Linked DNA regions of Mus musculus: region 2 is linked to region 1. The links are chromatin loops, found by intact Hi-C in ENCODE. Cell type or tissue: left cerebral cortex. All regions are shown on one strand. Links, peaks and the distances in the headings refer to the core of each region. The heading gives the core; the rest is flanking DNA. Region 1 overlaps Slc35f1 (solute carrier family 35, member F1). Region 2 holds the start of Slc35f1 (solute carrier family 35, member F1).

Region 1 (5,384 bases), core at 144-5,143:
AATAAAAAATGGAAAAAAAAAAAAAGAAAATAGAGACATCACACACAAAAATAAACTAGAAAAAAAAAAAAAAAAAGACTTCCAAAAAAAAAAAAAAAAAAAAAGAATTTCTGTGCTTTTAAAAGGGTGTTTTAGGCAAGGTTTTTCTCTTTTTTGATGTAAGGCAGGGCACAGCAGGATCAGGAACATACCAGCATGCTGATTACTAGCGAACAAGCTGTGTTAGTGAAAGAAAAAGAGCTATTAATACTTCCTAGCCTATATGAAGTGAAAGGAGTTACATCTGAAATTGACTTCCATTCAGAGGGAGAGAATCTGTAAGGCAGGCACCAGACCTTCCACTGCCTATGCTGGCATGCTTGACACACATTAAAATTGTCTTAGCTGTTTTTGAGGCCAGAAGCTAATTCTAGCCTCATAGGGATATCTCCTAGTGGAGAAATGGAAAGTTGAGACTTTTACAGACAGTACAATGACTATCACCTCCTTTGGAATTTATATGGATTGTGGGACTTGATGTGGACATGATGTGTTCTAGGAATGTCTGGGACATCTCTAGGTATCTTCCAGTTCATCCAAAATGGTATCTTTGAATGGGTTGCAATGTCTAATTAAACAATTTTGGATGAACTGGAATATAGATAAATAATGTAAAATTCTTAAACATATACTAGATTTACAAGTGGGCAAAAGTCATTGTAATGGTTTGTATATGCTTGGCCCAGGGAGTGTGGCCTTTTGGAGTAGGTGTAGCCTTGTTGGAATAGGTGTGTCACTGTAGGCACGGGCTTTACTACCCTTGTCATAGCTGTCTGGAATCCAGCTTCTCCTGTTTGCCTTCAGAACAAGATGTAAAACTCTCAGCTCCTTCCTACACCATGGCTGCCTGGATGCTGCCATGCTCATGCCTTGATGATAATGGATTGAAGAACCTGTAAGCCAGCCCCAACTAAATGTTGCCCTTATAAAAGTTTCCCTTGGTCATGGCATCTGTTCACAGCAGTAAAACCCTGAGACAGTCATGAAAAAAGCAATTCATAGAAGATGAAATGAAAATGACTGACTGAGTTTAGAAAGTTGCCAATATCCCCAGCAATACAGAAGGCTGTATTATGACATGCACTAATAACATTGTAACCAATGCACTGGGTAACACTGTAGCCAGTGCATTGGGTAACATTGTAACCAATGCACTAACCAAAGCACTGGATAATACTGTAACCAATCACTTTGTTAGTTCTGAAGGAAGATAAAACACTGAACACTAATCAGAGGGTAGTTGGAGATTGTCAGAGATCTCTTATTTTAATTGGTGAGAAAGACCTTTCTAGAAAGTAGTTGTTATACAGTATATGTCAAAACCTTAAGAATAGATCATGTTTTTTATCTATGAATAATTCCACTTAAAGACATCTGTTCTATGAAAGTCATCAGGTTATGACCAAAGATGCTTATCACATCATTACTTATAGCAAATAGACAGTCACTAAAATTGCTTCAAAGTAAAGTAAATAGCAACTGAAAATCAATAATTTTTCATTATATTTTTTCAAACTAGCACACAAAATTTCATTTGTATTTCTATGTATAACATACATACAATTATGTATACAAAACATGAAACAAAATACACCAAAATATTATTGTGAGATGTGGTTGTGGGATAATTATTGTTTACCTTTAAATATTTTTCCATAATTTTCTGAGTTTTCTACAACCTATGTATTATTTTTCCAACCATGAGAGAAAAATAACAATTAGCTTTAGTTAGTGAGGAGTTTTCTATTATAATAAAATGGAAACATCAATTAAAATGAGATTATGCATAAAACTTAGGTACAAGATATTACATTCCTAGGTATTTTCTTCAATATCTATATTTGCATATTAATGGAGTACCTTCTCTCTTGAAACTACTCTTATCTCAATATGCAGTAAAGAATAAACAAGAATTATGCTGAATAAAGAGAATAAAATCTCTGCTCCCTATTTTTTAAAAACTGAGTCTGCAACATAATCCAAAACAACTACATGATATCTGATTTCATTAAAACCTAAATGTGTTGAGTTTGAAACTGAACAGTCTTTTAGCCAAATTTTCTAGTTTGACCTTGAAGATAAAAAGATTTGAGTAAAATGTTGCCACTTGAGACATCAATGTGAATTACCGCCCTCTAGTGACAGAACTTTAAAGTGTATTGAGAGGGGAAGAGACTGGCTTATTTAGTGCATCATGGGAAAAACACATGCTCACCAGATGGAGTACACACTGCTCAAAGAAAACTCATCCGAGAATGTCTGATTATTGAGGTTTTCAATGAGCGTTTGTACAGAAAGTGGCAGGGTGTGGTTTGTTTTAAAACTCATGAAAGTGGTCTCATTGCATGTCACTCACGTGGCAGGGTTATCAAAGTGAAACACAGGACAATCTCAGGTGAGCCCTCTACTATATTCACACACAAGGTTCGTCACTTTTATTAAGAATTCAATTTTTTTCTTAAATGATAGGAGATGCTGCTTTTGTAAATTCTTAATTTAAAGGTCATAAATAATTTCTCAAAAGGTAAGAATTACAAAAACATTTTAAGCCAGAAATAAAATTGACTTATTTAGATATAAAAGACTTCTTCAGCATAGAAGGAGCATGAAGGAAGCATCTTCAGCATAGGAGGAAGGGCAGAAGCGATTCCCCCGCATGGTTGAGTTCCATAGCCACAAAGAAGGTACTGAACTTCCTAACACTCTCTGGAACCTGGGCTCCTTTACAGCTTCCTCCTGTAGTCAGGTTCTATATAACTAGTGGGCTGAGACACAATTAGTGAGGACACATCTGAGAATATTTTATTAAAATGAAATTAATGCTTTAAGACACCACACTTCACCAGGGCCACTGGGCCATACCTTTGGTGGGCTGTCCTGGGCCAATCCCGTCTCAAAGCTTAATTGGCAACCCCATTTAGAGGAGCTTCCTTTGGTGTGAGACAGCACACTGCCTGCAGGCACTTGTTATGTAGGTAGCTCTAACCAACATTTTATTTATTTATTTATTTATTTATTTATTTAGGCAAACAACTTGAAGAACTTATTTTTCCTTTCCATGTTCTCATGTATTTTGAGAATCAGTTTCTCACAAGAAAGTTGCGTGAATGCCTTTGGGAGATGCTTCCCAGTCAACTTGTTCTTAGCATCAGTGGAAGAATGTCAACATTTACATCTGCTCATCTCATTAGTGCTGAGAAGTAGAGAACTGCAAAGTCCTGAGACAATAGATTCCTAATGAACATAATTTAGGTCAGCAGCTCTCCGAGTCTGGGAACCTTTGGGAGTCCCCCAAGACATCTTCCGGAGGTGCTAACCATCAAAACCACAAGCACACCAATTCACTATTGCCCCTTCACTCTTGTTCTCCTGCTGGTACACAGAACAGATATTGTGAGGGAATTAGCAGAATCAAGTAGTGAATTGCTCTGCCTCCTGTTAATTCAGGCACAAGAGAAGTCTGTAGAAGCATCAAGCAATGACAGTTATTTTTGTTTTTGAAAATACTATTTTTCATCAAACCATGATATTTATATTAACCTGTGATGGGTTTTCTTTTGTAATTTTAGTAACTGCATAAATATTTTTAAATGTTTGTATAAAATTCTAATAGAATTACTATGAATTGGTATGGCATATATAAGCAGAATAATAATTCCTCCTCAATAATTTCCAAAAATATAAATAGATTTGAGCCCAGAATTCTTGAGAACAGCTGTTACAGACTTCTGGATCTTGTCATCATTGTTGTGTTTTGTTACAAATTTGTATTTATTTTATGTGTACGTGGTGGGGGGCACTCAAGCATCACAGTGCACATATGAAAGCCATAAGACAACTTGTGGGGTCTATTTTCTCTTCCTACCATGTGGGTGGGTTCCAAGTATCAAACTCATGGTCAGGCTTGGTGGCGGGTGCCTTTACTCACTGAGCATCCCACAGGTATAAAACCTGTTTTAATTCAGAACTAAATGTTATGTTGATTGATGAAGTCAAATAGTCCAAAGTATCCTTTCTGACTTTCAAGAGCGAAGCAACTTTCTGCTCTGCTCTAGAACTAGAAAGCATCATTGTCTGACTTTGGTACTCAAAGTCCAAACCGAATCTCATTTTATGCAAATTATGTAAAAACAATTTCCTTAAAATCATTCACTTTGTACAAATTTACCGAGTGCCTTTCAGAAGCAAATAGAGAAGTTGGGTGAGCTAGTAGTTTGGAGAGATACAGCTATCTTTTCAGCCTGAAAAATATACTCATCTACCCCCAAATAGAAACAAAAACCATTCATTAAATATTCCATGCTCTGTACACCTCGTTTATTGGCACAGCCATCAAATTGCTTTCTGTCTTACAGATAAGGAAACTGAGTGCAGAGATAATACAAACAGCCCAAGGGAAAACGCTGACAAGTGGCAGAGACAGGATCCAACCTCAGAATCTCTGCACAGCGAAACTGGCACTCTCCGGCAAAGGTCTTGAACCTGTGTATACAGAGAATTAGTTGCGCATGGCCGCACAGACAGCGAAGCAGTGTCAAGATTCGATTACTGATAGCTGACTGAAAGATATGACTTTGAAGGAGGCATTTATTCCTGGAATCCATGGATAGAACTGGAAATTTAGATTGATGGGAATTTTTGTTACACTTAACTTGCTGATATCACAAAAGGTGTGGAGAACGGATGGAACAATGCTAAGCTACTTTCTGACTCTACTCTGAAATAGTCACGTGTGGAAGCCCTGGTGCCCAGCTGCTGAGACGTGAGAAAACCAGGAGAACAGTGACCCCAACACTGAGTTAGTTACTCATTAATTCATGGTTTAATATGTTGTTAAGACATAGAGTCTAGTAGAAGGTCCCTGGTTGCTCAAGGCAAACCATTCACACCCGCTTCCTTAGTCTGGCTGCTTCCGGGCTGCCATGAGGTGGACCAGCAGCTTCCCTTCACCATTCCCTTTTGCCATGTTTTCCTTTGCCACTAAAAGCAACTGAGTCACTATACCCTGGACCAAAGTGTCTAACACCATGGACCAAAATAACTGCTTTCTTCTTTTCAGTTTTTTATGTCAGGTATTTGTCACAATGATGTAAAAAATTATAAACTCAGCCAGTAAACTGTTAAATATGTTTTTTGTTTGTGTTTTTTAATAAGTCAAGTCTCAAGTCAAGTCTATGAACTTGATCTCTTTCATAATTCATTCATTCAATAAGATTGTTTAAATGGACTTTTTCTTTAAGGCTGCTTTTTTATTATTATTTAAGTAAAGGATATACCTCTCACAAATTGAGATAATTCAACTACTATGTCTGCAAACAGTAAACAAGAACAAAAGGATCTACTTT
Region 2 (5,384 bases), core at 52-5,051, 68 kb after region 1:
AAACAATACTGTCACAAAACCCAAATCTATTATGCAAACAAAATTATTCCATCACAATTTTTAAAGTGTTTTCAAAATTTTTAGTCCCTTTTTCAAAAGAATAATGTGCCCTTATCTCTTCAGGAATGAGGAAAGTTATTATAATATAAAGAATGATTCTGAAATGTTTGAAGAGTTTGAGAGACAAATAAGAATTTGCTTCACATTCCATATTTTTGAGATAAAAATGTCATTAACCAGACCTAAGTCTCAGTTTTTCTTCTGTACATAGAAAATAATGCCACTCAAGCCACAGAAGGCTCACATAAGGCTCAGTAAAATGCAATGTGCTACCCATGAAAGCCATGAGTTCACTTTCTTTACCTATGTGGCTCTTAAACTTGTCTTAGACAAAAAAAAAACAAAAAAACAAAAAACAAAAAAGCAAAAAACTGGGCTGAATAAAAGATATTTAAAACTTTCCGTTTTCCACAGTTTAGTTTTTCAGTTTTATCTAATTCTTAAAAGCATGATATGATAGAGAGTTCAGACAGGTGTCACTAAACACATTCCACAGATGAAGAGCCTAAGACCAGAGAAGATAAATGTCTCTGCTGCAAGCCCTGTGGCTAGGTAGAGGCAAAGGAGTGCCCAAGTCCCTTCAAACCTACCTCTGTCAGTTATTCATTCCTGGCAATAGGATTCATTATATATGCAGAATGACCTCAAAAATAACAAGTGAATGATAGCATTGGTGTTTTCTACTTTGATGAGAAAAATAATAATTTAATAGTTAAGACTGTATTCTGTTTAAAATATTGCGACTTTAAAATGGCAAGTATTCACAGAGTACACACACACTATCTTCCCTATTTCTTTTGCTTTTTATCATTTTAAAATCGTCTTTTTAAATGCGATATTTGGGGGTGTGTTAGCCAAAGCTACAAATGATAAGGTAAAAACTGGACTTTCTATTGCCAATTTATGTCTCACTGAAGAGTGAACTCTTGTTTGGTAGTAGAAATGCCTATAAATAAGTTATTGTTGATCATTAGATCGTAACAAGGAATTTTTGAATTGTATGCAACCATTCCCACCAAATAAAAATATTTTCAAGTTATTTCTTTACATATATTTGTACTCTCAGCAAAGCTTTATGACCCAAACAGTTTCAAGTGAGTGATCAGGGAATCACTGTTACCAGAAAACGGTACCACACAGAAACCTGTATGAATAATAAGATCGGAAGGGTTACCCTACAGAAACCCTGAAAACGACACACTCTCACAACTGGCTGTGTGGATTTTGTCTATCAGCTCGTCAATCATTTAAGTTAGTTAAGTAGCAAAACTCCCTTTCACATCAGAGCTGAATGAGGGTACTACAGGAAATTCTACTTTCTTGTCAATAGTACCCTCGTCCTAAAACATGTCTGTCCTTAATAACCCACTACGTAGATTCCAGCAGAGAGACCAGGGCAGTGTGAAGCAGAGTAACTAGGCACCTGATTCTCACACACCCTTCTAGCAAGATCTTGCACTTTGTTCAGGTCTGGCCCAGGCCTCTAGCCTCTTTTTCTTACTCCAAAAGCCATCAAGAGTCTGCACAGCGAGTGAAATGTCAGGCAGAAGTGTTTCCCCTTCTGTCTGGGGTTGGGGGTGGGGGTATCCTCACCTTATGCCCCTGGGGAGGGGAATCAGTGCCACCAGGGCGGAGCGAAAGACAGCGTGAGGTTGGCGACTTCCACGCCATCACCGCAGCCCGGGGCCTTCCCGCCTCCGCCCGGGCCATGTTGGGGTGGGGTGGGGGTGTCCCCAAAGCGCAAAGCTGGGATAAGAGTGCAAAGGGGAAGTGATACAACGTGAGGATGCGAGGCGTGAGCATGGACACACACAGGGCATCTGCAGGTAGAACAACCCCGCCTTTCTCCAACTCGCTCTCCGGACCTGCCTGCAGCCCGACCACTGGGGGATCCCAGCGTCAGGACAAAGCTGTCGCGGCCTCTCTGAGAGCGCAGGGAAAGAGAGCGAGCCCTGGCTCTCTCCCCTGGCTAGGACCCAGTGCCAAAGGACCTCGGGGACACGTCGGATGGGGAGAAAGGGGTCCGCGGGCTAGGCGCCTGCAGTGCCTGTCCCTGGTGTCCCCACTGGGAGCCTGTGCTCACCTGTTCAGCACTTTGCGGATCCTCTGGCGCATGCTAGCCCGGGAGGAGGCGGACAGGCTCACGCCGCCGCTGCCCTCAGCTGGCAGGTTCTCGATGGTGGTCACCACATGGTTCGGCGGGGCCGGTGGAGGTGGTGGCTGCAGTTGGGGCTGCGGAGGCTCGGGGGGAATCATCGCGGCGGAGGCGGAGGTGGATGGCTATCAGAACGCTGCCCCGCACATAGTGCGCGGGCTCCGGGCCCGGGAACAAGCAGAGGACCCGGCCAAGCGGCCCCGGCCCGGGGAGGCGGTGCCGCTTGCGAAGCGACGAAGCGGGAGACACCGGCGGGCTCCGGCCGCCTCCTCCCAGCCCAGTGCTCTCGGGTTGCTACCCAGTCCTGGCTGCACACCCTCTCTCCGGGCCGCTGCCACCTCCCGCCGGAGCTGCAACCAAGTCCTGGCACACCCCGCCAAGTGGCTGCAAAGGGGGTCGGCGGGGACCCGGAGCTGCCGGGTCCACTGCAAGGACCGTGCAGAGAGAGGAACGGGGCTGCCGGGTTTCGTCTTCTCTCCCAGTGCCTAGGGCTTGTCCTGGCTGTGGCAGTTGTGGTGGCGCCGCTTCAGCTGGCGCCGGGTTCGCTTAGAAAGCTGCCGTCTGTGTCTCACGGAGTGAGAAACCAAGAGTGAACCTGGAGCGCCGGGCGGGGGCGCCGCGCCGGCAGAGGGGGGTGGGGGTGGGATGAACGCTCTGCTCCCCGCCAGAGGGCGCTCCGGAGGTGCCTTGGTGTCCCCAACCCTCCTCCTGGCATCCAAAGAGGCCCCTGGTCTAGGATGCTGTGATTGGTGGTGGGTACTTTTGTCTTTTAAGTGCAGTAGTGGATACATCCTCCCTGTGAAATTGGGGAGGATTCCTCTTGCTTCTGCGGAGGCTCTGCAGAATCCAGCACCATGGGCCCGGGACAGAGGCACAACCCAGAGACAGTTTGTTGGTCCAGGCTACAAATTAAGCACCCTAAATATCACAACTATGCTCATCTAGAATGGACCTGGAGGAAAAAGGAAGTAAAACAGTTTCTCACTAAAAATGCATGCTGGGAATTGGGAAAAGCAAACTAAGTCATCCCAAAACAACTCCATTTAGGCAACAGAGCACTGTGGAAGGAAAGTGAAAATAACAGAGATCCTAGAAAGTTTTTTTTTTTTAAATTCTAGGACAAGGCTACTCCTGAGTTGCCCATGGCATTGTAAGAGTTAAATGAAGTAAATTACCCATCAAGAGGGCCTGATGGCTCCCTCAAGGTCCTCCAGCTGTCAAACAAATAACTTTGTTAGCTCCTGAAATCATAGCCCACTTTCTGCCCAATGGACCTTATCCCAGACATTCCTTATACCTATTGATCTGCATTTCAAATAGTTATTGACTCTGGAAATTTTTTCAGATGCCTCTTAATCTAGATTGCCTGGGCAAGGATCTTGCCACAAGAATGATATGCATTTAAGTTTTGCCCACTTCACTGCAGAATAGGGAATTGATCCTATTGAGTAAGTTTAACAGGTATATTTGTTCACACGAAAGCACATTGATACTGCCACTAAATCCAAATGCTCTAAAGACTAGCAAATGAAAACATCTGTTTAGGATGTTCAGAGAAAAATAACATTCAAAAGTAGACGATGTATTCTCAAAACAGGGAAAAGAGGGACAAAAGAGCAGTGGGTGGGACAAAAAGAAGCCAGTCCTTTGTATCATAATAGGGGTTCTTGTCATTAAAAAAATTGGATAGACAGAAATGTACAAAACTTCTCCTGTCTATATTTAAGTATCTGTCAAACCCAGTTTCTACCTGAACTGTCCCCAGGGCCCCTTTCTACAAAATTCTACCCAGCTTGGAACACTTTCCATTTTATAATTAGAACATCACCCCATGCCTTCTTTAGTGACTTTTCATTCTAGAATATTCACCCCAGATTTTCAGGACAGGTGAAAGAATTACTACAAACAAGAACAAGGCTTGTAACCTTGGGAATATTAAAATTCCAATAGATTGCAATGAGTTTGCCCTTGGGAAATGACCAAATATAGCAGACATGAGTAAAATTCACTTCAGCTGGACCTGGCAGCAAATCTCAGTAAGAATATCTCTATTAAAAGAGCATTCATTGTCATTTCAAGTGTCTCCCTTAAATGACTGGTTGCTTCAGTGCCCTCCTCCTCATGTTTGGCTAGATTCCTTTTGAGTGTTTTTGGCATATTGCTACTCAATCCTTTGACTGCACTTCTGAGCCTGCATGTATATGTATATATATATATATATGATCATTTTTCCAGAAGAACTGCAAAATCCAAATGTTCTAAATATCCAGTGAGTCAAGAAGGGAGAAAACACGGATGAGGAAATAGGATATGGGCTGGTACTGGCGAGTTTATGTCAACTCAACACGTGAGTTACCCTAGGGGAAGGACCTTCAAATAAGAAAATACCCTCATAACATTGGGCATACAAGCCTGTAGAGCATTTTCTTAATTAGTGGTTAATGTGGGAGGGCCTGACCCATTGTGGGTGTGTTACCTGTTGGCTGGTGGTCCTGCGATTTACAAGACAGCAAGCCGAGCAAGCCATGAAGATCAACTCAGTAAGCATGACCCCTACATGGCCTCTGTGTTAGCCCCTGCTTCCAGGCTCCTGCCCTGTTTAAGCCCCTACCTTGACTTCCTTCCATGATAGACAATAATGTGGAATTCTAAGCCAAATAAACTCTTTCCTCTGCTTTTGGTCATGGTGTTTCATCATAGCAATAGTAACCCTAACTAGTTCAAGGTATAAAATTCTAATCCTGCTGGTGAGAAAAGACCTTGGATTATCTCATATCATAGATGGGTGGAACCTCTTAGATTCTGTGTTCCACACTTAGCTCTTAAATAGCTAAGTGCTATGTAAAGGTAAAAACAGATGCCAAGGGTACAAATACCATAGCAGTAAGTCTGACATGGAATTAAAGTGAAAAGATACAGAAAACTTGTCTTCCTTCTTCCCTGATACACAACCACTGCTTTCTCTGTCTCAAATCAATTCTCCAAAACTTCTTAACAAATTGGGGTAGGGGTGAGAATAAAATTTAACTTAGTGGTGGCTTCCTGCATATCCAGTCTATAGCCCATTCAGGAATTTTTCCTCCTGTACATCATCTGAGCAGAGTTCTGAAGACCCTGTTGAATACCTGAAGGAAGCAGAAGTTGGCTATTAGCTCACCTACACTTTTGT

The links. A loop is a pair of places that touch in the nucleus more often than their neighbours do. Peaks named below come from ENCODE experiments on the same cell type or tissue, not always from the same donor. Only the 100,000 strongest peaks of a DNase experiment are listed, where the experiment ranks them.
Region 2: it touches region 1 in a loop (2.3-fold over the local background); 3 of 42 quality-filtered maps call a loop at or near these places.

The regions. Positions count from the first base shown.
Region 1 is chr10:52,755,612-52,760,995 of GRCm38, reverse strand. All of the region lies in intron 1 of Slc35f1 (solute carrier family 35, member F1), which reads right to left. Among named protein-coding and RNA genes, the nearest start is that of Gm36123, 46 kb to the left of the region's middle. In left cerebral cortex, for the core only: a CTCF peak has its summit at 2,187 (motif pointing left); DNase peaks (open chromatin) are centred at 285 and 2,211.
Region 2 is chr10:52,687,929-52,693,312 of GRCm38, reverse strand. Slc35f1 (solute carrier family 35, member F1) reads right to left here and starts at 2,812. Exons shown (of 8, transcript NM_178675.4): 1 at 2,144-2,812. The coding sequence starts at 2,316. In left cerebral cortex, for the core only: a CTCF peak has its summit at 2,902 (motif pointing right); DNase peaks (open chromatin) are centred at 1,992, 2,156 and 2,770; H3K4me3 peaks cover 2,556 bases; H3K27ac peaks cover 1,594 bases.